Linked DNA regions of Homo sapiens: region 2 is linked to region 1. The links are chromatin loops, found by intact Hi-C in ENCODE. Cell type or tissue: lower leg skin. All regions are shown on one strand. Each heading gives the region's core, and the rest is flanking DNA. Links, peaks and the distances in the headings are about the cores only. Region 1 holds the start of FCRL6 (Fc receptor like 6). Region 2 has its middle 47 kb from the start of ACKR1.

Region 1 (13,007 bases), core at 2,610-10,609:
GATTTATGATGTCTAGCTCCTTTTGCTATGTTGATTTGACACGTGGATATCTGCTTCTGTGAAGTACCTATCCAATTATTTTTGCCCATTTTTCTAGTATGTTGTCTGTCCTTTTCTTACTGACTTGCAGAAATTCTTATATTTCTTCTGTGGGCCCTTTGTCAGCTACATGTATTTAAACTATCTCATCACACCACAGCTTGCCTGTTCCTTCTCTTAATGGTGTCTTTTAAGGAATAGTTCTCAAAATCATACTGACAGTCTTAAAAGCCTCAGATGCCGAAGCTCCATCTGTGTTCTACTCCAGACTCATCGATGTCTGATTCCCTCCTGAACTGAGGATCCTGTGAAGCATCCTCAGGGCTCCACTTCTCCATCGCATTGCAGCATCCACACACATTTACCTCTGGAGACAGGAGCTCCTTGGAAGCTGGGAGGTCACTCGGTGGTCAAGGGGTAGATGATCTTAGTTTTACAGTGCTGCGCTGTCTCCCAGGCTGAATGACGCTGAAGCCAAGCAAATTCGGGCAGTCTCTGGACCTTTCTAATGGAGGTGTCCCATAACCATGTTCCATCCTAGTTCCCTGGCATAGGCTTGTTGAAGCTGCAGAAAATGTCAGGGATTTATTAGTGATTTACCGACTCCTTCATACTTAGTGTTCAGGAAAATTTATTCATGTAATACTTCTTCAACCAAAGAGGAAATATCAATTAGAGCTTTGTAAGTTTCTTTTCCACTTCCTATTTTGGCTATCAAGCTATAGCACCACCCAGCTCAGGCCACCCACCCACCTTCGGTCCTGAGGCCTGGTTGCTCTCTGCCGGCTTCGCCCTGACCTGTTTCTGACCTGTGTTCCCTCCGCTGTGCCAGAACAGGCCCCATGCTGCTCTGGACGGCTGTGCTGCTCTTTGGTAAGTCAACGAGCATGGGCATCCCCTCTTGGAGCACTAAGGACCGTAAGTCATCCCTGAGACACCAAGTTCCTCATCTTACCTTTCCCAATTCCAGTGGGTTTGTGGCTGGAGCTCAAGACAGGTGTGTGCACCTGGGCATGCTTGGGAGAGATGGGCACTGGGGTAGGAGAAACTCCTCAGTGTTTCCTACCCCGTAGTCCTGGGTCCTTGGCAGCGCAGCCCTTTGATATGTCAGAGATAAATTAGGGAGGCAGAAAATCACATTACAAAGTCCCCTAACTTCCCAATGACATTTCTACCTTGTGACATCAGGTTAAAATACTAATCAGAGCTGTCTCAAAAGGAAATGGAGGTTGCAGGAGGGAAGGAGGCTGCTGGGGGCAACAGGGAAGGAGTCAGGGAAATGAGGGGAAACAGTCCCAGGCATTTTGCTCAGCAATGGGAGGTGGAATTTTACAGGGTGACATATTTTTATGGAGCCTCAGCATTTTCTTAGAACCAGGTAACAATGGCCAGACCTCTCACCTGGTTGAAAGGCCTGTGCTCTGAGTAACCAAAGCCCTTTTCAAATTGACTGTCTCTCTTCCGCCTACATCTTCTCTCTGTTGGGAGCTGTTTCAGATCCATGGGGCTGGTTTGAAGAATCAACTCCATTGTCTGATCCATGTCTCTCTCTCTCTTCTCTCCATTTCTTCTCATGCAGGCTACTTGTAACTAAGAGAGCTGGTCTAAGGGTAGAGGATTGCACGCAGAGGGTCACTGGGCTCCCCCAGACCCAGCTCAGTCTCAGCCAGTGTCACCCCCCTTATACCTAAAAGAAATAATTTGGCATATATTTTGTTTCACTTTACAGTTTCCAAGTGGACCTACTTTTTGTTTAATTCTTGGTCCCAATAGCTTGCTTGCTATTTGTATTCCTTGAACTAGAAAAGCAAAACTGTTCCTAAATATAACCTCTTCCTGGACAGAGTTTGTGAGAATTTGACCCTGTGAGGAAAATGCCCCTTCCACTCAATGTTCCTTCTCCAGCATAGCATGCTACTCGTGTGTTCTATGAATGGCCATTTGGACAAATGAAAAGGTCTAATGCTCACACTGAGGCGGGGACAGGATAGCCTAATGCCTGGATATACTCCAGGCAGAAGACTCCCAGGGGCAAATGGCACTACCGGCACTACCTTGTAAAAGGAACAGCCCTTGGACTTGTCTAGATACAGTCTGAGAGTGTTCCAGCTTGGAACCCAGGACGAGGATGACAGACAGCAAATGAGGAGAGGAAGGGAATCAGTGACCGGCTGACTGGTGCACAGTGTAATGGAGAATCCAGCACCAGCAAATTTGGTCCCACTTGATGCTCAGGGACCCTGGAAAAACAGCCTAAAACACAGACACTGGGGCTGGGTGTGTAGCAACATTTATCTTACCATAAGTGTAGAGCTGCTATTTCCTCTCTCAAGAGCAGGGTGTGGTCATAATAAATTGGTGGCTATTACTATTATTGGCTGTCAGGGCTCCGGGAGGAAAGGAATCCTGACATTGAGCATGTGGGGACCTGGCTGAATGTGAAATATGTATTTAAAGTTTGGGAAATTAGGCTTAATTTTCTTCTGAGCTGAACATTAGCCAACTTCCCTCCTACCACTGGAGGCTGCTCCCCGCATTCTCACACAGCGTCCATAGGAGGTGTCATGGGGTCCCATACAGCCCTCCCAGCAATGTGACTGCTGCAGCTTGGCACTGCAGCCTGTTCCACAGTGCTAGAGCTCAGTGGTGAGAGAGTTCTTCATGTTGAGCCGAAATCTGCCTCCATGATCCCTCTAGTTTCCATTTCTGTCCTATAAAGTAACTCAGAATAAGTCTCCCCCTTCTTTTAAGCTTAGCCCACCAAGTATTTTGTGTCTTTCCTCTGTTGCATCTTTCCCAGATAAATATCTCCCGATCCCTCAGAAACTTTAAGAGGAAATTATCCTGCTCCTAGAGTTGGCAGGGGCTCCTGCCTTCATTTTTCGGAATTCTATTACGCAACTTGGTTTGACCATAGCTCTTGGCCACTTCATGATACTGTCACCTCATCTTCAGCCTATAGCTAATGGAGGTCCCTGGGCCCTCATTGCAGGAACTGCTGTAAGCAGGTGTCACCCCCTGTGTATGTTCCCAGTTGGCTGCTGTTTTGATTGCAGAAACCAATTTTGTAATCCCACCTCCAAGATCTTGCAGTACCATGGGGAGCAAGTCATTGAGATTTGGGGACAGGAGCTCATTTTAAGTGCATCTATGCTTCCTGAGTGCCTTCTGTCTTGTTTTTGGCTTCAGTAGTCTCAACCCTGTTTGTTTAGCACTTTGTAGCTGCACAATTGTTTTCCAGTGAGGTGGGGAAGGGAAGGAAGACATAACTACAGAGTAAGGTCTCTGTCACTCTGAGGTCAGGCCTTCTTTCTGCTTTCAGTTAATGTAGTAACCACTTTCCCAGGCAGTGGGTCAACATAACCTTCACAACTACACTGTAAGAAAAAAATGACTATTATCATTTCTATTATGTGATATGACAGAATGAGATATTGAAGGCTCTTGGAACTTAGACAACTTGTTCAAGGTCGTACAGAAAGAGGCAAATTCATGACTCAAGTCCAGGTCATCTGATTCCAAATCCTGCATGCTTTCCACTACACCGAGCTCATAGATGGGGGTTAGGGGTGGAGATGGAGGGATGATAAAGAAGAGACTCATTGTTCTGCACACTCTTGAGAGCATATGACTGAGCTGACCCTGAGCTGAATAGAGAATTGAGCTGAAAGATTCCACCTGTGTCCAAAGTAGTGTAGAAAGCAAAGATGATACCATGTGACAGAGCCAAACATCTGCTCTTAGAGGGTTTTCACCCACCCTTCCCAAGGCCATTCTTGCATTTTTTTTTTGGTGTTATGTAAAATACCTAGGACATGCCAGCAATGCAGGACACAAGTAAATGTATGAGGATTGGCTGGACTGACTGCACTCAGCCCTACATTCATTCATTGTTTCACACCTTGCCCCAAAGTCCAGAAGATTCTTCACTGCTTCATATCCAGCTATGACCTTCAATTTCAGGTCTTCCATTGTTTGGGCTATTCAAACCTATCTAACCATATCTGTCATCATTTTGTGAGTTGGCCCCTCTTCCCAGGTCACCTGTTCTCACACATTCACTCATTTAAAAACATGAATGTAGCACATCCAAGATGCAAGCATGATGTGGGATGCATCCAGTTTGTTTGTAGTTCTCTCATTCATCCATGCTGCCTGATAATGTCTCACATCCTTTAATGATTACTCTTTCAGGGGACTTATCCTCCTCAGTCTGGTCACTTCCATACCCTTTTTGCCAGAGCTCTGTGGAGAGATGGGACCACAAGAATCAGGTCCTGCCCTTGCTATATGGGTTCTCCTGTAGATGTTGGAGGTAGGACCCTCAGGCACATTCGTACAAGAGTCTAGTCCTATGTTTTCTACTTTTTGCTTCCCACCTCGTACAATGGGATGCAAAGGAAAACATTCATGCATTTATTCAGCAGATGCTTACTGAACACAGACTATGTTCCAGGCACAGGTCTTGGGCATAGAAAATATAGCAATGAGTAAAATAAGCAGAGTCCCTGCTACTATGGAGCTTATATTCTAGCCAGAGAGAGAGGTGATAACATGTAGGCAATTTAATGAATAAGATAAATTCAAATAGTGATAAGTGTTTTGAAGATAATACAATGGGGCATTGTTTTAGTGATTGGGGAAAATTCTTTTGATTGGAGTCCCAGGGAAGACCTGTTTGAGAAGGCAACATTTGAACTGTGATAGGGCAAAGAGTTCTAGGGAGTACGTCCAGCACAAACGTTGAGTAGTCAAGTGGCCGGGTGGTTGGGTGGTTGGGTGGTTGGATGGTTGGATGGTTGGGTGGTTGGATGGCTGATGGCTGGGTTGTTTGGTGGTTGAGTGGTTATGTGGTTGGATGGTTGGATGGCTGTGTGGATGGGTGGCTAGGAGGTTTGGTGGCCGGGTGGTTGGTTGAATGGGTGTAAGTCCCCATTGCTGAAGTGACAGGCCTCCTTGTCAGAAAGCTCTTTTTGCTACTTAACCTAATTGTGTTACTTTGTTCTCTTGCAGTTCCCTGTGTTGGGAAAACTGGTAAGTTGTGTCCATGTCTCTTCTAATTCAAAGTATGTCTATGGGCCAAAACTTACTGGATGGGAACAGGACAGTGCCATGGGGTCCCCCAGAAACATCTGCAGAGCAGCACCAGACTAGGCCCCTTCCTCAGGAGTCTTGGCCAGTTCCTAGGAAAAGGAGGAACTTGGAACTCCACTAGTCTAAGGCCAAGGGTAGTCCTAGGGTGACACAAGCCTCAGCAGTGGGACTCTAGGCCTCTATCTTATACCCTTAAAAGTGTCTGTGGCCTCTGTCTTCTCTTCAAGTGGTTCTGGAGCTCTTATATTCTCAACTCAACAAGACTGGGACTCCCTTCCTTCCTTTTATGTTCAGAGAAGCAGCAGGCACCTTTTTCTGCTGATCAGTCTTCCTTCCTTCCTCAGATCCCCTTCCCTCCAGCCCATTCTGTGACACTGACCTCCATGGAGCTTTCTGTCAAACAGGAAAAAATTCTGATCTATGAAATCTTGACCTCCAAGGACATATTCTGTGATTCCAGGGGGAGATAATTCAAACCAATACTTAGTGCTGTTAGAAAAAGCAGTAGTGGAAGCAAGACCTGCTGTTCGGTAATGCGGTGAGCATCGTTACTTCCAGGGTGAGGAGAGTGGGTCCTAAGGATCCAGAAGATCCAGGCAAGAGCAGGATGTGCTGGGGCTCCCTAACTGTTACTCCTCATTAGTCTCAGGCCATCAGGCCTGCTCAGAAGGCTGTCTGGGAATGGGGGTGTCTGGCTTATCAAAGAGATGATACAGGCTGGGGACAGATACAGGCTGGGGACAGATACAGACTGGGGACAGGCTCAGCCTGCCCTGCAGGTGATGGTGGATCCCTGGGAGCTCTTCTCCTGCTCACATCAGTGCACAGAATACATTTTAGGAATAGAGACAGAGAGAACAGATCCCTTCCATAAGAGTGGTGGAAGATGAAACGCCCTGCTGAGGGTAGAGATGGAGGCTGGGCCTAAGGAAGCCCAATGAGGAAGACAGGAGGGAGAGAACTCAGGCTGTGGCACCTCCAACATGCCCCACCAGCTGCTTTCTGGTGGACACAGATGCTGCTATTATCAGAAGTGAAGGCTGCAGAAAGTGTCACATTAGGTAGCCACAGGAGGAGAAGCCAATCTAGGCTGGAGGGAATTGAGTCAGGAGGAATGAGGCAAGACAATGAACAGAATGAATGCAATTAAGCCAAGCTTGGCAAGGCAGACAGGAAAGTGCAATATAAAAGAAGACAAGGAGGGTGGGTGGGAGGAAAGCCAGAGAGAAGACACAGGGAGAGGAAAGAAGGGGAGGGGAAGGGAAAGGAATAAAGAGAAAGAGGGAAGAGGAAGGAGAGAAGAAGGAAAGGAAGGAGGAGTAAAGGAAGTCCAGGTCCTGCCCTTCTCTGGTCGGCATGAAGGACTGGAGACAGTGACACCATACCAGTGCCATCCAAGGGCCTCCATCCCCAGCAGGAGGCCTTAGGCTGGGGGACAGAGGGAGAGAAGTGACTGATGGGACCTGTAGCTCCAGGGCTGCCCTGTTCCTCTGTCTCGCAGTCTGGCTGTACCTCCAAGCCTGGCCAAACCCTGTGTTTGAAGGAGATGCCCTGACTCTGCGATGTCAGGGATGGAAGAATACACCACTGTCTCAGGTGAAGTTCTACAGAGATGGAAAATTCCTTCATTTCTCTAAGGAAAACCAGACTCTGTCCATGGGAGCAGCAACAGTGCAGAGCCGTGGCCAGTACAGCTGCTCTGGGCAGGTGATGTATATTCCACAGACATTCACACAAACTTCAGAGACTGCCATGGTTCAAGTCCAAGGTGAGTCACCAGCTTGGGAGTTTGTGGGGCAGGAGGTGCTGCTCAAGGGTCCCGTTTCTAGAGGTCAGTAGCTCTCTGGGCTGGACCCCTGTCTCTGGCTGCCCCTCATGCTGGGCCAATGTGTGGGGCCCCGAGGTTTCCCAAGATGTTGTCTCAATACCCCCCTCTCCCCACCATGGGGGACACATGTAGCCAGGGGAAGGAGGGGGGAGATTCTTGGGAAGGGGGCACTGGGAAGACCCTGGACCAGTCCAGGCTCACCCTTCCCCTCTATGGACTAGAGGACTTCGAAGGCCCCCTCTGCCTCTGACTTCCAAGATTCCAGAAGGGCCTGGCTATGTGGGAGTCATTTCAGAGTTTGTGGGTGAGGGTAAGAGGACGGGTCCTAGGGATGAAACTGCCTCCCATCGGGGTCCCCGGGCTGCAGCCTGAGATGAGTAGAAGCTCAGGCCTCAGCCTCCTGGGGCTTCATCATCCAGGACTCCCCTCCTGAGTCCTGGGCCTGCATCTCCCCAGAGCTGTTTCCACCTCCTGTGCTGAGTGCCATCCCCTCTCCTGAGCCCCGAGAGGGTAGCCTGGTGACCCTGAGATGTCAGACAAAGCTGCACCCCCTGAGGTCAGCCTTGAGGCTCCTTTTCTCCTTCCACAAGGACGGCCACACCTTGCAGGACAGGGGCCCTCACCCAGAACTCTGCATCCCGGGAGCCAAGGAGGGAGACTCTGGGCTTTACTGGTGTGAGGTGGCCCCTGAGGGTGGCCAGGTCCAGAAGCAGAGCCCCCAGCTGGAGGTCAGAGTGCAGGGTAAGTGCGCGAGAGAGTGGAGATGCCCCCAGGGCCCTGGGCGTCAGGCAGTGGGATCCCCTGGGACTAAAGGAGTTGGGGGAAGGGTCCCCAGGAGAGGAGGGAGCCAGGGTCCTGGGTGGTCAGGCTGAGCCTCCCACCCCATGTGTGTCCCAGCTCCTGTATCCCGTCCTGTGCTCACTCTGCACCACGGGCCTGCTGACCCTGCTGTGGGGGACATGGTGCAGCTCCTCTGTGAGGCACAGAGGGGCTCCCCTCCGATCCTGTATTCCTTCTACCTTGATGAGAAGATTGTGGGGAACCACTCAGCTCCCTGTGGTGGAACCACCTCCCTCCTCTTCCCAGTGAAGTCAGAACAGGATGCTGGGAACTACTCCTGCGAGGCTGAGAACAGTGTCTCCAGAGAGAGGAGTGAGCCCAAGAAGCTGTCTCTGAAGGGTGTGTTTTGTTCTCCAACAGAGCTTTGAGCCCCAGCAAGCTGGCAGGGGTCAGATCTCACCCTCTGTGTACCTCCCATCACGACTGGCACAGTGCTGGACTCATGGCAGCCACTGCATGACTGAGCATGGACCCTAATTAGTCCATCTGTCCACTGAGCCTGGCAGAGAAATATTGAAGTCCATGGAGAGTGGGGAGCCTCACGGGGGGAGCAGTCACGTGGTCACTCGTGGTGTCACCATCATCCTTGCTGCCATCCCCTGAGCCATCCTTCATGCCCATCTATGAGGCTCCCCCAGGCCAGACGGTTCCCCTAATATCAGTCATTCTGCCTGTTCTGTGCCAGGCTAGAATGCATTTCCGAATTTTATCTTCAGTGCTCATGGCCACCTTCTTCTCCCTGCTCCCAGGTTCTCAAGTCTTGTTCACTCCCGCCAGCAACTGGCTGGTTCCTTGGCTTCCTGCGAGCCTGCTTGGCCTGATGGTTATTGCTGCTGCACTTCTGGTTTATGTGAGATCCTGGAGAAAAGCTGGTCAGTAACTCCTCTTGGCTTTCTTAGCTGCTGAATCCCTGTGCCAGGCCCTGCCCAGACTTTGGAAAGCCAGAGTCTGACAGGACCAGCCACTCTCTTCTCCTGGGTGTGGAGTGGCAGGGGGGACTTCTCTTCCTGTGTCACACAAAGGGGCACATGGAAGGACAGTTAATGCTTCCAAAACATATACACACATGCACTTGCTCACATGCTCACAGTCATCCAGAGATGCACACAAACACACAACCGCACACTCAGGCATGATTAGAACATAAACCAAGGAATTATTACAAGCCAAACGTGAGGTATGTCAGTATCCTTTACATTTGGAAGACAATCTGTGGCTAGGAATATGAGCAAAAAAAAAAAGGCCTCCACCTCTCTCTCTCATTGAGCTCAGCAGAGCTCTGATCTGCTTAGCAGAGGAGAAAGAAGACAGAACTACAGTGTGTATGCATAGGCTCACTCACACACACTCATCTTGTACAGTACTTTACTGTAGCAGAGTGTGCAAAGGATATTAACTATCAGAAAGGAAATATGATAGACAAGACTGAGCAATGGCCTGTTCCCAACACTACCATTAGTTCCATAGCCTTGAGCCAGTTCACTGTAAGACTCACTAAATCAGCTTCCTTTCCAGGGATGCTGTAAGGGTTTAAGTTAATGAGATAACATTTATCTAATACCTCATGTATTAGACTGGCACATAGTGGGTGCTCAGTAAATTCTCATTCTAATCTGAGAAGATCACCCCAGCAGGTTCCCAGGCTGCCCTTTCTCCTCTGTGCATTCTCTAATGCTTCTAATCAAAATCACTGAAAATAAAAAGGTTGGTTAAAATTCTGATGTAGAGGAAAACAATCAGATAAACGACATTTCAAGTTATCTATTTATTTTGATATTCCAGACTTTCTTCTTCCTGTCACAGTCGTGATAATTAAGAATGAATGTTGGCTCTCAAAGCAATTAGTTTGGGGGGCCACGCATTTATTCCAACTCTAACCTTTGCTCGCCTCAGGCCACACACATATAAGGAATGGCTACCAGTGCCAAAGCTATGATTCCTAGTGCTTCAAATCCACCTACAGAGGTTCAAATCAACCCCACTTCCTCCTCTGCAGGGGCAATGTTATTTTCTGCTTGTCTAGGACAAAAGTGATTGTTCTCATAGACCTCCAAAGCTAGATGTACTTATTTAAGTTTGCAGCTCCCTCTGTTGAGAAATTTGGGATGAGTTTTCTAGGAGCTGGACCAGCCTGATAATTAAGGAAGACCACCCAGTCATATGTTCAAAGCATTCCTTCCTGCATCCACCAGGGTACCTGAAAAGGTCTCTTCCCACCCCTAGTCCCAACACTCTGCCTCACCAGGTGCCTAGTTAAGGCTTGGACCAGACTTCAACTTCCTCTCCCCTTTTGAATATGTAGTCTTTGTCCATACAACTTCCCATCCCCACCCTTCTCACTAGTCTTGAGTCTGGATTCAATACAGGCTAGACTTGCTTTAAGGTATTCTTTCATAGTGGGGGAAAAGGAGAGGATGCCCAGAGCTATTGGGGAGGCAGCCGGAGTAGGGAACCACAAACCAAAGATCTGTGAGTTATGCTGTCATTGTGTCTAATAAATCCTCCTCCAAAGGGCCCAGCCTGGCCTCGGTAATACAGGTGTTTCTGTTTCTGTCCACTCACCTCTGAGTCAAAGCATTAAATGCAGAGCAATGGCAGAGTAATGTAGCACAACTGCCTCCCTCCCCAGCCCCAGACGAGATGGTGAAAGAGTGGTCACTAGTGAAAGATCCTCAAGAACAAGATACCTTTCACAGGGAACAAAAGAGCATCCTCTTGATGTAGAGATTATAAACCATCACCACCACACCCACTGCCAACCTTGGAGCAGGTGGGCTTCATTTTACTAAGGAACCTGTCTCTCATGCAAACAGGACTGCTGGTGGTGATCTTAATATCTCAGAATCTCAGGCGCACAAAATATTCTTTAGAATATTGCTCAGAAAGTCACTTTCAGGACCAATTCCTTAGCTACGCAGGAAAAACAGCCAGATCAATAGCCTTGTTCTCCACACCCAGCTCTGGGAGACTCACAACCATTTCCAAATAGCATAGCTGTTCTTCAGCAAACAGAAATATGCCACCGCCAAAGACAGTCTACAGATGTCATGTCCAAAGTCAATTTTTAGAACATTTGACCAATGATGGTGTTACTGGAACAAGGATATGGTCATGCAAGGGGTCCACTTCAAAGTAGCACTCACCTGCATGTACAGGTTCTGCTGTGCTTGTTTAAAAGTGTTCCTTTTACTACCAGTTGTCACACATCCCGTAAAACAAAGTTCTGTCAAACTCATGGAACTCTTCATTGAATGGAGACTTAGAAACTGAGGCTCATTTCTCAGCCCTGACGAATGAGCGTTGGAGAATGCTTAATCACTGGGGATCTGTCTAAGTCTCCATAAATCCCCTCTTGATTTTACAGAAGGAGCCATTTCCACATATCCTACCCAGTGATTCTGATGCTTTCTAGCTCTTAGAGTAATGAGTATTTCTTGGGCACCAGGCATGAACCAAGTGTTCTAAAATCTACATGTGACTCAATTCCTATCCCAAGAGTTACCTTTAAAGTTCTGGAAGCACCTGCTGTTCCAGAGGCAGCATGCTAGTAGAGAAAAGGCATGCAAACCTGGATTAAGATTCTGTCTCCACTACTTACTGTGACCTTATAGAAGTCGCCTCTCCCAGCTCCAGTCACCTCATCTATGAAATGGAGATAAAAGTATCAACCTTTGCAAGATGGTTGTGAAAACCATTAGACGCCAAAGAATTAGGAAGAGAGGTGTTTTTGAAATCCAACTATGTGCTGGTCACTGGTTAGGTGCTTTACTAGGAAGATTATATTTTATTTGGATTGCCTGGCCCAGTGTCTGGCATATAGTGTATGGTCAAAGTTATTAGCTTTTTTCCTTCTGAAAAGCAGCTTGACTGGTAAGCCTAGGCCCTCTTCATGCAAAAATGTGATCCATTCTTGCTGACCTTACTTCCTCCTAGTTTGTGATTCCCATGGAGCCATCTAGGGTATTTTTCAAAGGAAACATCCCATAAAAATCAACCATGTCCAGACCTGTGAACTAGCCCTCCTAACCAAACCAGCCTCAAACCTCCAGCGGCCTCCTTGTCATTCTTGCTCACAGCTTTCCTGTCCCCTGTCCCACCTGCCCTCTAAGGGACACCCAGTGAATCATGCCCTTGTATCTCCTAGGGCCCCTTCCATCCCAGATACCACCCACAGCTCCAGGTGGAGAGCAGTGCCCACTATATGCCAACGGTAAGGACTTCCAGCAGGATGGTGGTGTGCCCATGTGGGCCAAAAAGAGCTTCTTAAGGGAAGTAAGAAGGGAGCTCTCCAGAGCCCTGTATCTCAGGAATTGGAGTGATCTGGGGAAGGAAAACAAACAGCTTCTAGAAAGGGCATGAAGAGGGAGTGCTGTGGAGCTGGTGGTGGGAGAAGGGGGTGGGAAGGGAGCCAGGGCTGCAGGAGACGGGGCAGGGAAGGTTTGGACCAAGGGTTGGCAAACTTGTGGCCCATGGGCCAAACCCAGCACACTGCCTGTTTTTGTAGATAAAGTTTTACTGTAACACACACATGCTCATTGGTTTATTTTGTTTGAGAGCTTTCATATTACAGAGTTAACATTTGTGACAGAGATTATACAGCTCACAAAGCCAAAAATATGTACACCTTTTTTACAGAAAAATTTTGTCAACCTCTGGTTTAAACAGTGTCAGGGCTAGGGAAGCTGCAAAAAAAAAATGTTAAGGGGGCCTGACTCCCCTTGCCATGATGGCTATCCCCACATTAGTGACCAACCCTCATTGCCACTTATCACCATAACAGAGCCCCTGATGGGCTTCTCTCCATGTCTTCAGGACACTTATGACATGAGGTGGGAGAGTCAGGAGGATCCTATTTAAGCCTCATTCCTTCTTCCAGTGCATCACCAGAAAGGGAAAGATGAAGGTGTTGTCTACTCTGTGGTGCATAGAACCTCAAAGAGGAGTGAAGGTGAGTGATCTCAGGCCAAACTTGGTACCTTTGCAAACAGAAGTTTTGGACCTACAATGAGAGTATCACTACCACTGTCATTACCACTTTTATCATTACTGTGACCACCATCACTATCACCAAGACCATCATATTTATCTCCATTATTGTCACCACCATCTCCTCCTTCACTACCACCTTCACCTTCACACCATCATCAATGCTACCATGACCACCACCACCTATCTCCTCCACTACCACGCTCACCACAAACACCAC
Region 2 (16,628 bases), core at 4,827-12,826, 560 kb before region 1:
GTACAATGTTAACTGTTCTCTTGTCATATATGCTTTTATTATGTGGAGAAACATTCTTTTTATCCTAATCTGTTGAGAATTTTTATTATAAAAGAATGTTCGCATTTGTCAAATACTTTTTCCTCCATCACTCCATCAATAGGAGGACTACATGGTTTTTGTCTTTCATTCTGTTAAAGTGGTGTATCACATTTATAGATTTGCACATGTTGAACTATCCTTTCATCCCTGGGATAAATCCCACTTGATCATGTGAATAATACTTTTAATGTAATGTTGAATTTAATTTTCTAGTATTTTGTTGAGGAGTTTTACATCTACATTCAACAAGGATATTGACATGTAATTTTTTTTCTGTAATGTTCTTGCCTGGTTTTGGTATCAGGGTGATTTTAGCTTTGTAAAAAGAGTTTGAAAGTAATTTTTCTTCTTTGACTTTGGAAAAGTTTGAGAAGAACTAGTATTTGTTCTTGAAATGTTTGGTAGAATTCAGCAGGAAAGTCATCAGATCCTGGAATTTTTTGATGGGTGACTTTTTATTATTGATTCAATCTCTTTATTCAGTATTGGTCTGTTTGCATTTTCTGTTTCTTCATTATTGTGTCTTGGGTGTTATGTGTTTGAGAATTTACACATTTTCTAGGTTATCTAATTTGGTGTTGTGTAATAGTTCATAGTAATATGTTATGATCCTTTGTATTTTTGTAGCAGCAGTTGCAATTTCTCCTCTTTCATTTCTGATTCTCCTTATTTGAGTCTTCGCTCTTTCTTCTTAGTGTAGCTAACAGTTTGTTGATTTTGTTTAACTTTTCAAAAAAACAACTCTTGGTTTCATTGACTTTTTTCTGTTGTTTTTCAAGTCTCTGTTTCATTTATTTCTGCTCTAGTCTTTGTTATTTTCTTTCTTTTGTTAACTTTGAGTTTAGTTTGCTCTTCTTTTTAGTTCCTTGAGATGTATCACTAGGTTATTTGAGATGGTTCTTCAAAAAAATAGGCATTATTTGCTATAAATTTTTCTCTCAGAACTGCTTTTGCTATACCCAAAAAGTGTTGTATGTTGTATTTTCATTACCATTTGTCTTAAGATTTTTCTTATTTCCTTTTTGATTTTTTCTCTTTGACCCATTGGTTGCTCAGGAGCATGTTGTTTAATTTCCACATATTTGTGTGTTTTCCAAGATTTTCTTGTTATCGTTTACTAGTTTCATGACATTGAAGTTAGAAAAGACAGTTGATATGATTTTAATTCTCTTACATTTATACAGACTTGTTTCATGACCTACCATATGATATATCCTGGAGAATGTTTCAGGTGTGCTTGAAAACAATGTATTTTGTTGCTTTTGGATGAAAAGTTTTCTATATATCTTTTAGTACTGTTTGGTCTAAAGTGTAGTTCAAATCCTATGATTGTTTAATAATTTCCTGTCTGAATAATCTGTCTATTGTTGAAAATGAGTTATTGAAATATCCTACTATTATTGTATTGCAATTGCTCTCTCCCTTCAGATCCTTTAGTATTTCCTTTATGTATTTACATGCTCTAATATTTGGTGTATATGTCTGTACATGTATGTACAATTGTTATATCCCCTTGATTAATTGACATTTCAATCATTATATAATGACCTTTGTAATCTCTTTTTACAGTTTTTAACTTAAATACTATTTTGTCTGATATGAGTGTAGCTACGCCTTCTACCTTTTTGTTTTCCTTTACATAGAATATCTTTTTCTATCCCTTTACTTTCAGTCTGTGTGTATCCTTAAAGGTGAGACAAGTCTCTCGTAGACAGCATATATTTGGGTTTTAAAAAGTTACATTCCATCATTTTATGTCTTTTTATTGAATTATTTAATTTATTTACACTCAAGGTAACTGTTCGTAGGTAAGAACTTACTACTATCATTTTATAACTTGTTTGCTTATTGTTTGTATATACTTTCTTTCTTTCCCTGTTGCTGTCTTCCTTTTTGGTTTGATGGTTTTCTATAATAGTATGGTTTGAATCCTTTTTATTTGTGTTTTATACATCTAGTATAATAACTTTTTACTTTTTATTTACCATGAACTTTTTACTTTCTATTTACCATGAGGCTTTATTAGTATAAAACATCTTATACTAATAGCAGTCTATTTCATGCTGAAGAAAACAACTTTGACTGCATACAACAACTCTATGCTTTTACTTCTTTCCACTATATGTTTTTAATGTCAAAATTTATATTATTTTGTAATTTTTATTCCCTGACAACTAATTTCAGTTATAATTGTTTTAATAGATATATCTATTAAGCATCATACTGGAGGTAACATTTATTTACACATCACCATTTCAGTCCAAAGTATTCTGAAATATGACTCTGGCTTACTTAATCATTGAGTTTTGTGCTTTTATATGGTTTGTGTTACTAATTAGTGGCCTTTTGACACAGCTTAAAGAATTCCCTTTAGTAATTCCTGTCAGGCAGGTCTAGTGGTGGTGAATTTCTTATTTCTGAAGGATAGCTTAGCTGGGTAAAATATTCCTGTTTTTGTTTGTTTGTTTGTTTTTGTTTTGTTTTGTTTTCCCTTCAGCACTTTAAATATATCATCTCATTCTTTCCTGGCCTGCAGCGTTTCTACTGAGAAATCTGTGAAGTGTTGTATTGGGACTCCCTTGTATGTGTTTCCTATCTGTTGCTGCTTTTAGAATTTTTTCTTTGTCTTTTATTTTTGATAGTTTGATTATTATGTGTCTTGGTGAACCTTTTTATGGGTTTAATTTGTTAGTTTATTTGGGTGATGCCATGAATTTCTGATTATTTTTAATTCTTGTGCCCTTATGTTGGTGTCTGCACATTTGAAGAGACAACCACCTCTTCCAGATTTTACAAGAATTCTTTGACAGGGATAGACTTTTCCTTATTTAGTCTAACCTGTGATTTTGAATGGACCAGCTGGTAATAATCTTGTGCAGACAGAGCTTGTTTTTGAGTTCTCTAGGTAGCTGCTTGGATTTTGGGTGTGGCTGCTGGTTGGGCTAATCTGTCAGGAGAGACCACTGGCTGAGACATGCAATCAGACAGATCTGCTGGATGTACATTGCAATGATCTCAGATCAGCCTGGGCCACAAGGTGTATTCTCTGGCCAAGTGGTACTGTTGTTTGAGATCTGCAGCTGGATGGGGTTTCAGGCTTGGCTCTGAGGTTAGGCAGAGTAGCTGCTCAAATGGAGCATGCTTGAGTGTGGCAGAACTAGCCACTGCACTTTGCTGAAGTGTTCTGTTTGGTTGTCTCCATCCCTGGACAGGGTCTTGGGCAAGCTTTGAGGCTGTGCTAAATGCTGTATAAACTGGATCCCACTCTTTTCCAAATTGTGCTGGGACAAGCATCTCTCTCCCTGGGTTGAGGGCCTTGTGGTAGGGTCTGAGACTAAGCCTGGAGGCTCGCCATCTAGGGATTCAAGCTAGGTAGGACTTTCCATCACTTCTGGGAGTGACCAGCTCAGCTTTGTGGGTAGGTGATGCTGTTGGCTTGTATCTCTGATCAGGTACCACCACTGGAAGGTACACAGAGCTATCAGCAAGGTTTGTTCAGTGTTCATGCTGTTACCCGCTGTACTCCTTGTGAGGTGAGACCACAGCGGGCTTCCTGGGAAGCGTCTCAGAATTCTAGGGAAGCTGGATGTCCAACTCCAGTTCTCTTTTCCCACTGTTGAAACTGAGCCTTGGGGAATCCTCTCTGTGTGGTACTTTGCTGACTCATGGAATGGGCAGGGGTGATGGGGTGATGCAATCAGTGAGGCCATTTTACTTAACCCCTTTTGTGGTCTTTATTTAGTTCTGTTGTCCACACTGTTTTCTCAAGCTTATTCTCAAGTACTGGAGTTTTCACAAAGGCATCCTTGTCTGTGGATAATTGTTAGTTGAACTTTCTATGGGGGGTAGTGAAGCCTGTGACCTCTTATTCTGCTATCTTGCTGATGTCACCAGCTAAATCTTTATTAATTAATCAATGAATAAAATATATACAGAGTGAGACAAAGGGAAAAAATTAAGCAGAAAGTATGTAGTGAGGGGAGAAGCAAAGAGGGAAGAGTTGAGTTGCCCACATGGAAGACTTATAGAACTGCTATTAGTTTATCGCACCTACTTTGAAATGAGTACGTTTGTTGTTGTATTTTGAAGTAGTAATGAATAATGTGTCAGCCACTCGTGGGGTCCAAATGTTTGGCTGCTTTATCCTCTTCTTCCTTCTCACCTATTCTTAAAATAATAATCTATAAATTGAGGTGATCCAGACATACCTCTGTCCTGAAAACCTGATGAAGCCTCACTATCGTCCAAAAAAAAAAAAAATTGCAAAACTTGGACCACCCTAAGTATTTAATTTAATATTCCCCATTTGTCTAGTATACAGATATGATAGCACAACTAGGGATACGATGGTTGTATAAAATATTTTGCCTCCCATGAAAAGCTTATATTTAAAGAGACAGCCCATCTATCCAAAAACATTAGTCAACTATTACTAGATAGTATTTGGTTAAGTGAAAGTTGAGTGAAAAAAAAAACAACAAAAAATAGAATTTAGACCCAGACTGAAGTGAGCTCAGTGTGAGCTGAAGACTTCAAATAAAGCTTCAAAGAAGAAGTGATGTTAACAGAAACTCTGAAATTATTGTATTATTTGTATTGATTTGATATTTTTCCTTGGATTTTATTCTAAGAAAAAGCTAGCCTGTGCCAAATTGCAGAGTGCCTCACAAAGTCTGAATGTATGTACCTGCCAAATCTCATGTTGAATCATGATCCCCAGTGTTGGAGGTAGGGCCTGGAGGGAGGTGTTTGGATTGTGGGGGTGGATCCCTCATGAATGGCTTAGGCTATCCCCTTGGTGATAAGCGAGCTCTTGCTCTGAGTTCCCATGAGATCTGATCATTTAAAAGTGTGTGACATCTCCTCCCCCAGCTGACTCTCTCTCTTTTCCTCCTGCTTGTGCCATGTGGAGTGCCTGTTCCCACTTTACCTTCTGCCATAATTGTGCTTCCTGAGGCCTCCCCAGAAGCTGAGCAGATGCTAGCACCATGCTTCCTGTAAAGCCTATAGAACCAATTAAACCTCTTTTCTTTATAAATTACCCAGTCTCAGGTATTTCTTTATAGCAATGCAAGAAAAGCCTAATACAGCACCCTTTAAAAAGGTAGTAAAAAATCTGGTCTTCAAAAGTAGATTAGCTGGCTTTCAGTTCCAACATGCAAAAGCTTAGAAGTCATCAGTTCCATTCTATCAACAACAGCAACAACAAAGAAGATAAATAAACAAAATTAGCAGCTTTTCATGAATACCTCAGAAAACTGAGATTGCAGGGCAAATTGCCACCCCTAAATCTGGAAAAACAGGTGAATCCAGAGAACCACATGAAGACAGCTTACTGCTGGGGAAGCCCTGGAGCCATAAACTGGAACACTTAAACAACAATTTTGACAAATTTCAGAAGGCTAATGTGAGAATTATCCTGAGAATGAGAAACTCCTAGGTGCTGCAATCTTAGGGGCACCCACATACTTTTGTGAGTTTTATCTCCAGACACCACACAGTGTTCTTATGGTGAAGAGCGGTCAGAAAAAATTCATGGCTCAGGTAGAAGGAGGGAAAGAATAACTTGTAGAATACAACCTGACTGTTCTTCATAGCAAAGACTTACTCTCCAGGGGTAAAGATTTATCAGAGCCTTATCCCACCTAGGGGAAAATAATTTCTCTCACTCTAGCCCTCTCTAGCATTCCTATTTCACCTGAGTGAGGAGAGAGGACAAGACACCCTTGTGAAGGTCACATTCCAGGAACACAGGCCCACTAAAAGAGTGAGACTTAATAATAAGATTACAGAATGCTCCTCACTCCCACACCTTACTGTCAGATCAAAAGGACTCTGGTATAAGGGTGGGTCACAGTTAAAAGAGCTGCAAGATTTAAACTCTCTCTGAAGAGGAGTACTTAGGGAATCTCAAAGTTAACAGAGTAGAATAAACAAGGATACTAGAGGAATTTAGTCTCTGGCCTCTATCGATATAGCAAACATTAAATATAGCCCAAATCTTAGCCAGATTAACATAAAACTTCACATTAAATTCATGTTTACTTCAGTTTCTATTGCCCAATATATCATGTGCAGCTTTCAACAAATATTGCAAAATGTGCCAGAAGACAAGGAAAAATGCAGTTTGAAGAGACAAAGCAAGAATCAGAAAGAAAGTCAGATATAACATAGATTTTGGAATTATCAGATAACATAATTATCTGATAATTACCTAACATAATTAATATGTTAAGAGTTATAATGACAAAAGTAGACAACTTGCCAAACAGATGGGTAATATAAAAGCAGAGATTAAAACTCTAAGAACAATAATAGGCGATCCTAGAAATCAAAAACATTGTAACAGAGATTAAAAAAATGTCTTTGATGGTCTCATCAGTAGACTGGACATGAGTAAGAAAAGAATCAGTGAACCTAAAGATAGACCAACTTCTCATACTGAAGTACAAAGAGAAAAAAAATGAAGAAAACAAAAAACAAAACAGAACATTCAAGAACTGTGGAACGATTTCAAAAGGTATAACATATGTGTAATTGGGATATTTGAAGGAGAAGAAAGAGACAGAAATATTTGAAGTAATAATAGAGAGAATTTTTCAAAGTTAACGACAAACCTCAAACTACAGATTCAGTAAGCTCAGATAACTACAAGCTGAAGAAATACCAAAAAATATACGAGAGGTGTGCATATCATTCAGATTGCAGAAAACCAAAGACAAAGAAAAAAATCTTAGAAAAAGCCAGGAGGAAAAATCGTATCATCTGACCTATAAAAGAACATGATAAGAATTATAGCAGACTTCTTGTCAGAAACCATGCAAGCAAGAAAAGAGTGAAGACAAATATTTAAAACTTGGAAAGAAAAAAAGCCACCCAACTAGAATAATGCATTCATCAAAAATACACTTCAAAGATGAAAGATCTTTTTCAACAAAATCACAAAGAATTTATTGCCAAGAAATTGGCCCCAAAATAATTTTAAAAGCAGTTCTCTAGGCATAAGGGCAAATTATGTTTCAGGAACCGGGATCTACCTAAAAAGAGGAAGAACAGGAGGGTGGCCAAGATGGCTGACTAGAAGCAGTTAGTGTGCACGGCTTGCCCAGAGAGGAACAGAAGGGGAGAGTAAACACAACGCCTTCAACTGAAACACACAGGTACTTGCACTGGGAGTAATCAAGGAAACAACTTAACCCACGAAGAATGAAGAAAAGCAAGACAGGACAACGACCCACCAGGGAGCAGCACAGAGCCAGGGAAACTTCCCCACTCAGGGAAGTGGTGAATGTGCGACCCCAGGAAACCATGCTTCTCTCACGGATCTTTGCAACCTTCCTTGTGAGCCCATCCCAGCAGGGCCTTCAATCTGACAGACAGAGCTATATGGAGTTTAGGCAGAGCAGCCGCTGAGGCATGTGTGGAGACCCTGGTGCCTTAAATAGTCCGGCTTTCCGGCAAAAGTAGCTGCAGCTCCAGCAAAGTGAAAGATTAGACCCCCATACATACCCCTAGGAAAGAGGCTGAATCCAGAGGCTGAGCAGTGACAGCCTGCAGGCCCCACTTCCACAGCACCTCCCAAGATAAGACCCACTGGCTTGGAATTCCAGCCAGCCACTGGTAGCCGCATTGCACCTCTCTAAGAAGGAGCTGAGTTGTAGGGGAGGCTGCCATCTTCGCTGTTCCAGGGCCTTAGCCATTCTATCCTTCAGACTTTGAAGAGTCCAAGCCGACTGGGGGCAGAAGGGATCCCCAAGCACAGCACAACACAGCTGCTCTAACAAAACGTGGCCAGACTGCTGCTTTAAGTGCGTCTCCAATCCCATGCCTCTTCACTGGACAGGATCTCCCAACTGGGGTCTCCAGCCACTCCCACTCATGTTCGCCCCTCAACAGAGATTTTATTTTTTTATTTAATTTATTAATTTATTTATTTTTGAGACGGAGTCTTGCTCTATCGCCCAGGCTGGAGAGCAATGGCGTGATCTCGGCTCACTGCAACCTCCCCCTCCCGGGTTCAAGCCATTTACCTGCCTCAGCCTCCCAGGTAGCTGGGACTACAGGTATGTACCACCATGCCTGGCCAATTTTTTTTTGTATTTTTAGCGGAGATGGGGTTTCACCATGCTTGCCAGACTGGTCTCGAACTCCCGACTTCAAGTGATCTGCCTGCCTCGGACTCCCACAGTGCTGGGATTACAGACGTGAGCCACCGCACTCTGCCTCAACAGATATTTTATTCCCCCTGGGGTGGCGCTCCCAGAGGGAGGGACAGGCTGCCATCTTTGCTGTTTGGGCAACTTAGCCAATTCAGCCTTCAGGCTTTGGAGGTCTGAGCTGACCGGGGCAGAAGGGATCCTCCAGCATAGCGCAGCTGCTCTACCGAAACATGGCCAGACTGCTTTTTTAAGTGGGTCCCTAATCCCATTCCTCCTCACTGGGCAGGACCTCCCAACCAGGGCCTCCAGCCACCCCCACTGGTGTTGTCTGGCAGACAGAGATTTGTAATCTCCCTGGGACAGAGCTCCCAGAGGGACGGGTAGGCCACCATCTTTGCTGTTTGGACAACTTAGCCATTCCAGACTTCAGACTTTGGAGTTTTTAAGGTGACCAGGGGTTGAAGCAGATCCCCAGCACTGCACAGCTGCTCTACCAAAACATGGCCAGACAGTATTTTTAAGTGGGCCCCCAATCCAGTTCCTCCTCAGTGGGCAGGACCTCCCAACTGGGGTCTCCAGCCACCTCCTACAGGTGCCTTTGGGCCTGCAACCTCCCTGGGACAAAGCTCCCAGAGGGAGGGACAGGCTGCCATCTTTGCTGTTTTGTAGCCTTCACTGGTGATACTTCCAGGTAGTGGAAAATCCAAGTTGACTAGGGACTGGAATGGGCCCCAAGCATACCATGGCACCCCTGCAGAAAAGTGGCCAGACTGTTATGTGGATGCCCATTCCCATATGTCCTCACCAGGCAGGTCCACCACGCCCAGGCCTCCAGCCACCCCCCGCCAGAGCTATCGAGCCAATAACAACTTGGCAATGCTCTGGACAGAACCTCCAGGAGCAACTGAAAGCCTCTGCTACTACGTCTGCAATGGAACTGCCCTTGCCATCCTTAGACAAAGGAGCAAAGACCCTAAGTGCCTTATCCATATCTCCAACAAGCTGTGGTCAACCCAAGGAGAGAAGGCCAGTCCATCTCCCATAGGTTCCCCACACCCCTGACTGGTTGTTGTAAGTCAGGGAACCCCTGGCACACATTTCCCTCTATAACCCTCCACCTTGGGCTGATTGCACTGAGCTGTTGCTGACCTGCATCTCTCTGGGGTGGAGCCCCCAGGAGACAAGCAAATGACACTTTACAGATAGCAATGAAGAGCATTGAGATTCAGGAGATGGCAAAACCCAGTCTAAGGAAAATAAGAATCACAATAAAGCAATACAGGAGCTGAAGGATGAATAGCTGGTGTTAAAAAGAACATAACAGGTCTGACAGAGCTCCATAACACAATACAATGATTTCACAATGCAAACACACGTATTAACAGCAGAATAAACCAAGTAGAGGAAAGAACATCACTACTTGAAGACTAGTTCTCTGAAATAGACAGACAGTTCTTAAAAGTACAGTTCTTATAAGTAAGAACATGTAGCAGTTGGCTTTCTGTTAAGAAACCAAAATTTGGTTAAGAATCAAATACTGCATGTTCTTACTTATAAGTGATAGCTAAATGATGAGGACACATGAACACATAGAGGGGAACAAGGCACACTGGGGCCTACTGGAAGGCAGAGTGTGGGAGAAGGGAAAGGATGAGGAAAATCAGGAAAAATAAATAATGGGTACTAGGCTTAATACCTGGATGATGAAATAATCTGTCCAACAAAGCCCCATGACATACATTTAACTGTGTAACAAACCTGCACATCCTGCATATGTACCACTGAACTTAAAATAAAAGTTAAAAAAAAAAGAATAAAAAATAATGAACAAAAGCTCTGAGAAGTATGGGAGTATGTAAAGAGGACCATACTATGAATCATTGGCATCCCTGAAAGGGACGGGGAGAAAGCGAACAACTTGGAAAACATATTTCAGGATATCATTCATGAAGACTTCCCCAACCTTGCTAGAGAGGCCAACAGTCAAATTCAGGAAATACAGAGGACTTCTCCAAGATTCTACACAAGAAGATCATCCCCAAGACACGTAATGATCAGAAATAAAAGAATGTTAAAGGCAGCTAGAGAGAAAGGGCAGGTCACCTACAAAGGGAGCCCCATCAGGCTAACAGCAGACCTCTCACCTGAAACAAGCCAGAAGAGATTGGGAACTTTATATTCAATATTCTTATAGAAAAAAATATCTTTAACCAAGAATTTCATATTAAGCTTCCTAAGTGAAGGAGAAATAAGATGTTTTTCAGGTAAGCAAAATTGAGGGAATTCATTCTCACCAGATCTGCTTTACAAGAGATCTTGAAAGGAGCACAAAATATAGAAAGAAAAAACCACTACCAGCTAATACAAAATACACTTAAACACACAGTCTGGTGTTAACATAAAGCAACCACACAAACAAGCCAAAATAATAATCAGCTAACAGCACAATGACAGGATCAAATCCACACATATTAATACTAACCTTGAATGTAAACAGGCTAAATGTTCCACTTAAAAGGCAGAGTGAGGCTGGGTGTGGTAGCTCATGCCTGTAATTCCAGCATTTGGGAGGTTGAGGAAGGTGGATCACTTGAGGCCAGAAATTCAAGACCAGCCTTGCCAACATGGTGAAACCCCATCTCTACTAAAAGTAGAAAAAAATTAGCTGAGTGTGGAGGTGCATGCCTGAAATCCCAGCTACTAGGGAGATTGAGGCATGAGAATCACTTGAACCCAGGAGGCAGAGGTTGCAGTAAGCTGAGATCATGCCACTGCACTGCAGCCTGGGTGACAGAGTGAGACTCTGTCAAAAGAAAGAAAGAAAAGAAAAAGGCATAGAGTGACAAGCTGAATAAAAAAGCAAGACCTAATGCCAATGGTATGCTGTCTTCAGGAGATCCATCTCACACATAATGATACTTATAGGCTCAAAATAAAGGGATGGAGGAAAACTTACCAAGCAAAATGGAAAACAGGAAAAAAAAGCAGAGATTGCAATAATAATTTCAGACAAAACAAATTTTAAACCAAAAAACATAAAAGACGACAAAGAAGGGCATTACAAAATGGTTCAACTCAACAGGAGGACCTATCCTAAATATATGTGCACCCAACACAGGAGCACCCAGATTCATAAAGCAAGTTTTTAGAGACCTACAAGGAGACATAGATATCTCCTAATAATAGTGGAAGACCTCAACACTCCACTGACAGTATTAGACAGATCACTGAGGCAGAAAATTAACAAAGATATTCAAGACCTAAACTCATTAGTGGACCAGATGAATCTGATTGACCTTTACAGAACTCTCCACCCAAAACAAGAAATATATATTCTTCTCATCACCACATAACACATGCTCTAAAATCAGAGCAGAACTGAAGGAAATAGAGACACCAAAAACCCTTCAAAAAATTAAGTAAGCCACATTTTGTTTTGGTTTCTCAGTGCATATAAAAGTTATGTTTACATTATACTGTATTCTATTAGGTGTGCATTATGTCTAGGAAATGTGTATAGCTTAATTAAAATATGCATTATTACTAAAAATGCTAGCAATAATCTAAGCCTTCAGTGGATTGTTATCTTTTTGTTAGTGGAGTGCCTTGCTTCAGTGTTGATGGCTGCTGACTGATCAGAGTGGTGGTCCCTGAAGGCTGAGCTGGCTCTGGCAATTTCTTAAAATAAGACAACAATAAAGTTTGTCTCATTGATTGACTACCTTTCATGAAAGATTTCTCTGTAGCATATGATGCTGTTTGATAGCATTTTACCCACAGTAGAATTTCTTTCTAAATCGGAGTCCATCCTCTCAAATCCTGCCACTGCTTTATAACCCAAGTTTATGTACTATTCTAAATCATGTGTTGTCATTTCAACAATGTTCACAGCATCTTCACCAGGAGTAGTTTTCATCTCAAGAAACTACTTTCTTTGATCATGCATAAAAAGCAACTCTTCTTTCATTAAACTTTAGTCATGACACTGCAGCAATTCAGTCACATTTTTAGGCTTCACTTGTAATTCTTGCTGTCTTGCTTTGTCTACCACATCTTCAGTGACTTCCTCCACTGAAGTCTTGAACCTTTCAAAGTCATCTATGATGATTGCAATAAACTTCTTTCAAAATGCTATTAATGCTGGTATTTTGAGATCCTCCTCCTAATCACAAATGTTTTTAATGGCACTTAGAATGGTGAGTCCTTTCCAGAAAATTTTCGATTTACTTTGCCCAGATCTATCAGAGGAATCAGTAGCTATGGCAGCTATAACCTTACAAAATGTTTTTCTTAAATAATAGGACTTGAAAGTAAAAAAGTATTCCTTGATTCATTGGCTGCAGAATGAATATTGTGTTAGCAGGCATGAAAACAACATTAATCTCTTTGAAATGACTCCATCAGAGCTCTTGGGTAAACAGATTCATTGTCAAGGAGCAGTAATATTTTGAAAGGCATCTTATTTTTTTTTCCTGAGCAGTAGGTCTCAACAGTGGGCTTAAAATATTTAGTGAACCATGGTGTAAACAGATGCACTATTGGTCAGGCTTTGTTCCATTTATAGAGCACTGGCAGAGTAGATTTGGCATAATTCCCAAAAGGCTCTAGAATTTTCAGAATGGTAAATGAGCATTGGCTTCAGCTTAAAATCACCAGTTGCATTAGCTTCTAACAAGAGAGCTTGCCTGTTCTTGAAAGCATTGAAGTCGAGCATTAACATCTCATCTCTAGCTATGAAAGTCCTGTATTAAATTTTCTTCCCATGTAAGGTTGTTTGTCTACATTGAACATCTGTTGGTTAGTGTAGCCACCTTCAATTATTCAATTAGGTATTTTCTGGATCACTTGCTGCAGCTTCTACATCAGTACTTGCTGCTTTGTCTTGCACTTTTGTGTTATAGACACACATTGAAAAACAAACAAAAATAAAACCAGAGAGCTCCGCTGGCTTCAGACTTTCTACTGTAGCTTTCTCATCTCTCTTGGCCTTCACAGAATTAAAGTTAGGGTCTTGTCCGGGATTAGGTTTTGGCTTAAGGGAATGCTATGGCTGGTTTGATGTTCTATGTTGACCACTAAAAGTTTCTTCATATCAGCAATAAAGCTGCTTTGCTTTATTTTCATTTGTGTGTGCACTGGAGTAGCACTTTCAATTTCCTTCAAGAACTTTTTCTTTGCATTCACAACATTGCTAACTGTTTGTCACAAGAGACCTAGCTTTTGACCTGTCTTAGCTGTTGACATGCTTTCCTCACTAAGCTTAATTATTTCCAGCTTTTAAGTTAAAGTTAAAGAAGTGCTATTCTTGCTTTAACTTGAACTCTTAGAGGCCATTGTGGGGTTAATTGGCTAATTTCAATATTGTTGTGTCTCAGGAAATAAGTAGGCTGGGGGAGAAGGAGAGAGATGGGGGAAATACACACAACATTCATTGATTAAGTTTGCTGTCTTACCTGGATACAGTTCATGGTGCCCCAAAACAATTACAATAGTAACATCAAAAATCATTGATCACAGACCACCATAACAGATGTAACAATAATGAAAACATCTGAAATACTATGAGAATTACCAAAACATGAAACAGAGACATGAAGTGAGCACACACTGTTGGGAAAATGGTGCCAAAAACTTGCTTTATGAATTGCCACAAACCTTCAATTTGTAAAAAGCACAATATCTGCAAAGTGAATCACAATAAAATAAGGAATGCCTGTAATAAACAGAACCCTTTTCTAAAGGTAATAAACCCAAGATAACAATTTGATAAGCATACTATCTATATTTTATACTAGCACTTAACAACTAATTCTTGTCAATATAAAAAATGTAAAGGAACTCCCAGTAAAATAAAACAGTTACCTGATACAATGGAAGCCAATTCATCTTAACTGCAAAGCTGAATGAGAAAATGTGTGTTTAATCAGTAATTTCTATGAATTTTGATCTTACTGATAAGAAGCCTTTCATGACTCGGTTGCTACTCTACACCAACCTCATTTTGGATGATCTCTGATCCTTACTAAATACTTTCCCCTCCCATCCCTGAAGTTAATAAACTCATTTGAAACAAAAACTTTTAGTAGGAGTTTTGGATATTTGAGAGACATAGTTATCTTCAAAGTCTGGTATGCTTCTCTGTCAATGGAAGTTGGTGGCAACAGGTTTCTCTGCTTAGGACTTAATTGAGATGAAGAATCAGGAAGACCCTGAAGAATTAGCATTCTGTCTGGATAGGGGAAAAATCATATTCAAGGTAATCAAAGAATTTTTGGGGGGAAGAAAAAAAGGCAATACTTCGGAATGCCAAAAAAAGAGTGTATTATATATAGTCAGTAAGCCATGGCTATGATCAAAAACACTTACTGATGGCAGAAATAATAGACCACCTACTGAAAGCAAAATAAAACAAAAATGGATGTCCTGTAAGAAAGATAAATGGAAGGGCTCAGTCCTAAAAGGCTGGCCAGCATTTGAGAGATAGTGGTTTGAACATTTTGCGTGTAAAGAATTTAAAACATAAACTTCTCAGAGTCACTTTGTATTAATGGAAGAGCTGTCACTTGAACCAAAGTCTCCCAGCTTTTAGCATGGTACTCCTTCTACTGATAATTCTGCTTTTCCATGCTGTGGCTACTCTACATCTTTCCAAAGAGGAAGACCATTTCCTCTCCCCAATGCTCATTGATATCCCCTCTAGTACCCCAGGGAAGGTAATCTCAACATTTACTAAACTATATGCTGGTTGTTAAATGTATGCTTATTCTTTCACATACATAGTCATCACAGATGTCAGTTGAAATCAACCTGTCCTTTGACATACACATATAATTCCTTAAAATTGGTTCAAATCTACTAATCTATGTCTGATGGGAAGTAAAAAATCCTCTTATAATTTTCAAAAATTCACTAGAAGTTTTATTTATTTTTATTTTTATTTTTTAAATTATTATTATACTTTAAGTTTTAGGATACATGTGCACAATGTGCAGTTTAGTTACATACGTATACATGTGCCATGCTGGTGTGCTGCACCCATTAACTCATCATTTAGCATTAGGTATATCACCTAATGCTATCCCTCCCCCCTCCCCCCACCCCACAACAGTCCCCAGAGTGTGATGTTCCCCTTCCTGTGTCCATGTGTTCTCATTGTTCAATTCCCATCTATGAGTGAGAACATGTGGTGTTTGGTTTTTTGTCCTTACGATAGTTTACTGAGAATGATGATTTCCAATTTCATCCATGTGCCTACAAAGGACATGAACTCATCATTTTTCATGGCTGCATAGTATTCCATGGTGTATATGTGCCACATTTTCTTAATCCAGTCTATCATTGTTGGACATTTGGGTTGGTTCCAAGTCTTTGCTATTGTGAATAGTGCCACAATAAACATACGTGTGCATGTGTCTTTTGTGTGCTTCCTTCTAGTTCTGATTTCTTGATTTCACTTCACCTCCCTTCACCTTACTTCCTGCGGCTATTGTCTTTTTTTAATCCCACTCCAACACAGAAGAGGAACTCAGCCTATTTTCCTCATTTGCCACAAAGCAGCAGTCCAGCAGATACTTGTTTTTTTTTTGTTGTTGTTTTGTTTTGTTTTGTTTTTGAGATGGAGTCTCTGTCTCCCAGGCTGGAGTGCAGTGGCACGATCTTAGCTCACTGCAAGCTCCACCTCCCGGGTTCACGCCATTCTCCTGCCTCAGCCTCCCGAGTAGCTGGGACTACAGGCACCACCATGCCCGGCTAATTTTTTGTATTTTTAGTAGAGACAGGGTTTCACCGTGTTAGCCAGGATGGTCTCGATCTTCTGACCTCGTGATCCGCCCGCCTCGGCCTCCCAAAGTGCTGGGATTACAGGCATGAGCCACTGCGCCCGGCCAGATACTTGTTTTTAATAGCAGAATTTGTAGGAGGAAAGGATAAAGAAAGGTTACATTACAGCACCACACTGCAAACTGTTTCTATATTAATATCCGATAATTCTTAAAATTCTTTAACCATCACCACTCATTACAATCTCTCATTGTACCACATTTCTCCATAGGTTGTCATCTATGTCATGTTACTCAACCTCTTCCTGCAGCTCTTCCTCTCTTATTTTCTCTACTTCCAGAGGACCACCAAAATCCAGGTTAATTTTTATGCAGAGAAACTTAAAATATCTTTGCATATTTATTACTCTATAAACAAGGACCTGGGGTGTGCAGGAGGGAGAGGAAGGGGGAGCTCAACATTACAACACTGTGGCCTAAATAGGCATTTTGTTATGGAAAAGACAATTTGCTCCAAAGAGGAGGGACAAGTGGTTGAAGAAAGAAATTTATTTAAATGGCATTGTTTTTGTGATTTTTTTAAAAATATATCACATCATAAAATTCTGAG

The links. Hi-C counts contacts between places; a loop is a spot of excess contacts. Peaks named below come from ENCODE experiments on the same cell type or tissue, not always from the same donor. Only the 100,000 strongest peaks of a DNase experiment are listed, where the experiment ranks them.
Region 2: it touches region 1 in a loop (6-fold over the local background); 2 of 110 quality-filtered maps call a loop at or near these places.

What each region holds. Positions count from the first base shown.
Region 1 is chr1:159,801,544-159,814,550 of GRCh38, forward strand. FCRL6 (Fc receptor like 6) reads left to right here and starts at 817. Exons shown (of 10, transcript NM_001004310.3): 1 at 817-912; 2 at 5,053-5,073; 3 at 6,635-6,901; 4 at 7,418-7,702; 5 at 7,859-8,140; 6 at 8,551-8,673; 7 at 11,946-12,011; 8 at 12,678-12,749. The coding sequence starts at 882. LOC105371464 (a long non-coding RNA gene) reads right to left here and starts at 5,487. Exons shown (of 3, transcript XR_922195.2): 1 at 995-5,487; 2 at 405-604. In lower leg skin, for the core only: no CTCF peak of the experiment used is centred there; no DNase peak of the experiment used is centred there.
Region 2 is chr1:159,243,710-159,260,337 of GRCh38, forward strand. No RefSeq gene overlaps it. Among named protein-coding and RNA genes, the nearest start is that of ACKR1, 47 kb to the left of the region's middle. In lower leg skin, for the core only: no CTCF peak of the experiment used is centred there; no DNase peak of the experiment used is centred there.